Linked DNA regions of Homo sapiens: region 2 is linked to region 1. Evidence: read pairs that join two places in POLR2A ChIA-PET (ENCODE). Cell type or tissue: Caco-2. All regions are shown on one strand. Region 1 overlaps SMARCAL1-AS1 (SMARCAL1 antisense RNA 1). Region 2 overlaps XRCC5 (X-ray repair cross complementing 5).

What was found. Peaks named below come from ENCODE experiments on the same cell type or tissue, not always from the same donor. Only the 100,000 strongest peaks of a DNase experiment are listed, where the experiment ranks them.
Region 2: POLR2A ChIA-PET joins it to region 1 with 5 read pairs; 2 of 35 experiments call an interaction of 5 or more read pairs at or near these places.

The regions. Positions count from the first base shown.
Region 1 is chr2:216,391,668-216,394,167 of GRCh38, reverse strand. All of the region lies in intron 2 of SMARCAL1-AS1 (SMARCAL1 antisense RNA 1), which reads left to right. Among named protein-coding and RNA genes, the nearest start is that of SMARCAL1, 20 kb to the left of the region's middle. RefSeq lists an enhancer at 1,707-2,236. In Caco-2, no CTCF peak of the experiment used is centred here; no DNase peak of the experiment used is centred here.
Region 2 is chr2:216,170,650-216,173,149 of GRCh38, reverse strand. All of the region lies in intron 16 of XRCC5 (X-ray repair cross complementing 5), which reads right to left. Among named protein-coding and RNA genes, the nearest start is that of LINC01963, 45 kb to the left of the region's middle. In Caco-2, no CTCF peak of the experiment used is centred here; a DNase peak (open chromatin) is centred at 1,039.

The DNA of each region.
Region 1 (2,500 bases):
ACCACTGATTTGACTTCCCTGGTCTCAAGGGAGGGGACACTGCCCACTGCTCTGCTCTTTGGTCCCAAATGGGTACCAGACTCTTCCCTCAGCCTCTACAGCATCACTGAGACCAGGCTGCAAATCTTAAAGAGACTTTTCTGTAAGTCGGAGATTAATGGAAGGAAATATAAAAACTGAAAATTACCAAAACTCTTGCCCGATATCAGGTTCTTCCCTAGGATCTGTTTCCTTGTTTGGCTCCTGGGCTGCCTACATTTGGCAAAGGGTAGCCTTCCTTCTGCCCCAAAATGCACTCACTGGGAATATCCCACTCCTCTCTTGGGACGCCAGATAAAGACATACCCTGCTCTGGGGAAAACGAACACTTTTTTTTCTTTCCACTCTCTGTCTCTCCTCTTTATATCCTTATAGCCAGCGTCAAATCAAATTCTTGCCAGGATGATGGACAATGAGAGCATCCATTAGCTTCAAGGGCAAGCCCTCCCCGTTCCTCCACCAGGGTGTGTCTGGCCTAGATAAGACAACCACAGAATGGCCTGACATTAATGAATTTTTTCACTTGGGTTTGCTAGTCTTATTCCTGTGCACCTTATTGATGAAGCAATGAATGATGTGACCTAAGTCAAGGTACCCACCCTAATTCCAACCAACAAGGCCTACACCAAGCATCTTCTTAAGTATTCAGACAGCTTCCTCTTCACACCAGAGCTTATAAATTCCCAGCACAACCTCCAGCACGGATCAACACTATCTTCCCCTCCTCTGGCCATCGTCAGTTCTCCAAGCCCAGGATCATTAATCACTCTGCCACCACCAGGCCCTTTCTGTCAGCCATGGTCCCCTCTGACCTGTCCTGTCAGTCCCCCTCCCTTGCCTCAGCCTCTGACAGCAGAGCTGAGGCTCACACATGTCAGAATGGAATGGGCAAAACCAATCAACAGGGGTGTGAATCTCCCCTACTGCCCACCCTGCCTCCCACCCTTTCATTCCTCTACTTCTCAATAGCACGCCATGACCTGACACATTTAGATTTTTTTTTTCCTTTGAGAAGGGGTCTCACTCTTTTGCCTAGGCTGGAGTGCGGCGGTGCGATCTCAGCTCACAGCAGCCTTGACCTCCCTGGCTCAAGCGATCCTCCCACCCTAGCCTCCTTAGTAGCTGGGACTACAAGCGTGCTCCACCACAGCCAGCTAATTTTTGTACTTTTTGTAGGAACAGGGTTTCGCCATGCTGTCCAGGCTTGTCTGGAACTCCTGGGCTCAAGCAACCCGCCCACCTTGGCCTCCCAAAGTGCTGAGATTAAAGGAGTTAGCCATTGCGCCCAGCCCACACTTGGATTTTTAATTTTTTCCTGGGATTAGCCAAGGGGAAGTGGTGATGAGAAGAAGTGGGGAAGAACTTAGGGAGAACAACAAACTCTGGGGGGTCCTGTGGGGCTTTGGGTGCACCCTAATGCCTGGCTGCCCCGAGCACATAAAAAAGTTCTCCAACTTGGACCCAGATTCCCGTGAGGAGAAAATGCAAAACCTAAATGGAACTGCAAAGGAGAAGCAGAATATGATGCTTTACTTGTGGGCCCATTGTCTTATTTTCTTTACAGCCTGCTTCCTAATTTCTTCAGGGCCCTGGTCATATGGGCATGAATGAATTAAGTGACTGGCATCTCAGTAGGAGGCAAAATTGTAAAGTAGGCCACTCCTGCCTCCTCTGAGCTTCTGGCCGTATTAGCTCTTTGTGCTAAAAGGAGCAGACTCAAGGGCCTCCCTTCCACTCCCAGGAAGCCTGCTTTAATGGTGACCTGCTGGGAAACATGCCCCGTTCTTTGTCATCTAAACCCTTAGCAACTCTAATGGTAGGAATTTCAGGCTTGATAAGAAGGGACGGTGTCCCAGGCAGGTGGGTAGAGGAGATATTTTTAGGCAGGCAGAGCCTCTGAGAACCCGTCAAATCACAGTGGCCCGCCCACTCCACCTGTGTTGTCAGCTTTAAATTTGGATGGTATTTTTGGTGGCACAGAAGAGTCTATGCCTCCTGCCACTGGGAGGGCCCATTCTCCCACCCTGCCATTCTCTGGATGTTCCATCCTTCTCCTCCCCGCTGACCCCAGCACCCAGCTGGCTCCACTCAGCTTGAAGGACAGCAGGCTGCCAGACCAGCCTTGCTAGACTGGCCATCTGTCCCAGAGGAGGGTGGCAGTCCCACCTATCCCAAGGCCTCCCAGGGCTGCTGATACAACTGCTCCAAGAAGAAGATTTTATTTTATTTTAATTAATTAATTAATTAATTTTGAGACAGTGTCTCACTCTGTTGCCCAGGCTGGAGTGCAGCGGCGCGATTTCCACTCCTGGCTCACTGCAGCCTCTGCCTCCTGGGCTCAAGCGATTTTTGTGCCCCAGCCTCCTGTGTAGCTGGGACTACAGGCGTGTACCACCATGCCCAGCCTAATTTTTGTATTTTTAGTAGAACGGGGTTTTGCCATGTTGGCCAGGCTGGTCTT
Region 2 (2,500 bases), 220 kb after region 1:
TATGTAGAGAATCCTAAGAAGTATATTTAAAAAACCACAAGAACTAATAAGTTTAATAAGGTTGCAAGATATAATAAATAAATAATTTCATTTCTATATACCAGCAACAAATAATCCAAAAATAAAATTAAAAAACAATTCCACTCACAACATCATCAAAAAGAATACTTGGCAATAAATTTAATAAAAGAGCTGTATAGCTTGTACACTAAAAACTATAAAACATTATGGAGAAAAAATAAGATCTAAATAAATGAGTAACTATTCCATGTTCATGGATAACTCAGTATTATTAAAATGGCAATTTTCCCTTAACTCTTCTATAGACTCAATAAAATCCCTATCAAAATACCAGTGGGTTTTTCATATAAATTGAAAAGCTGGGCCAGGCACGGCAGCTCACGCATGTAATCCCAAAACTTGGAGGCCAAGGCAGGTTGATCACCTCAGGTCAGGAGTTCAACCAGCCTGGTCAACATGGCGAAACCCTGTCTCTATTAAAAAAATACAAACATGAGCCAGGCGTAGTACCTCATGCCTGTAATCCCAGCTACTCAGGAGGCTGAGGCACGAGAATCACTTGAACCCGGGAGGTGGAGGCTACAGTGAGCTAGGATCGCACCACTGTGCTCCAGCCTGGGTGACAGAGTGAGACTTTGTCTCAAAAAAAAAAAAAAAAAGAAAAGAAAAGCTGATGCTAAAGTTTCCATGGAAACGCAAATGACATAGAGTAGTTAAAACATTTTTAGAAAAGAACAAAGTTGGAGTGTATCCGAGTATTCTATTTTTTAGTCTTTTTTTCTTAAACTTTTCCTTCTGAGGCCCTTTGTATTAACTTTTTAGTTATGAAATAACAACCTTTACTCTCCTCCTTTCCACCAGACACTCCACTGCATTGCTAGCTTGTCTAATTATGTTTGCTTAGAAGTTCCAGAGACAATCCAGGTATCTATAGAATGTTCCACCACCGGGTTATTACTTGAAGGCTGCAGCTAATTTACAACTCGTCAGGCCCAAGATGGCGCCAGCCCATTCAACAGATGGTGCAATAACTCAGGATTATCAGAACAAGTCATGTAGGCCAGCATCACCTTGCAACCTCCCACCACCTGTGTGCACTCCAGACCCAAACTGACTATGAACAGGTCCCAGGAATTTTTGGGTGTGAGAGAAATGTTCTTTGAACTGTGGTGATAATTTCACAACTCTATAATTTACAAAAGATCATCAAATTATACTTACCAGTATATTTTATAGTAGAAGATTTTACTTCAATAAAGCTATTTTAAAAAGTAGAATTAATAAGTGCAATTTATCTAAGAGACTTGTAGAGATTTACCACAGACAGAAGAGAGAAACTAGATGTTTCTATCACAGAATAAGTATGAAAACTTAGACAGTGTATCTTACTCTCAATGCCCCAAGAAAACATTATTGGATTCCAAGAGCAAGGGAATTGTAAAAAAGTAGTTCTTATATGAGCAATGGCTCCTGACTTCAAATGGCTACCAATGAAATACCATATTATCCTGAGTGTTATGGCTGAGCCTCATTACCACTGAGAGACATGAACAGATAACTACAGATTTCAGTAGTTTAATCTGACAGAGGAAAATAAAAACGGGCCTTTAATTATGACTATTAACTGAAGATTTTTCTCCAACCTCTAAAACATAAGGAACCTCTAAAAACAAGTTAAATTTTCTCCCATTTCCAAAGACATCTAAGCTGGTAATATTCTCCAGCCCTGCTGAAACTGTTCTATAAAGGAATTAAACTCCCTTCCCTTTTCTGGCCAAAGAAGCAAGCACGACATTTTTCTAGGTTTTATGTAGACACGCATGGATCTGACAGGCTAACTGTACCAAATTACACTTGCCACTTCTTTCTGTGTCAGCATATTTTTTGCCTTGGGCATGCAATTTGAAAGGGGAGGACCCAAACACTTTTATTGCATTTAAGTGGAACTCCTAGCTGTTTCTTGGCTCCTCTTAACACATTTCAGTTCATTAGTGACTATTTTAACAAAAGCCTAACATCCTTTCCTAAATATCTTAATTGGTTAAGAGCGTCTGTTGTTTGCCACCAGCAGTCACTTCAAGTCATTGATTAAAGCAGTTTGCACATCAGCACAATCTGAAACCGGTTTCCTTTTTCAACCAGCTGGGCTTAAGGAGCAATCTTGAAGACAGCCCAATTCAAGGAGAACCAAGTACAATACCCTACATGACATGACAATGACCTACCATGGAAGGAAGAACTGCAGAATTTAACAGGAGGTGGAAAGAAAGAACCAAATTGCCATGAGTAAATCCTTGAACTGCTCTCTGTCTCACAAATCATACTCATTAGCACTTACTGCAAGGGTGAATTCTAAGAGCAAGCTGCAGGCCCTTTCTCCTAAGCACCCAAGAGTTCTGCATTTCCATCGGAACCAATTGTGAGCACCTGCCTTGTTGCACTGATGGCCCAAGTCATTGATGCAAGCTGAAATGATATG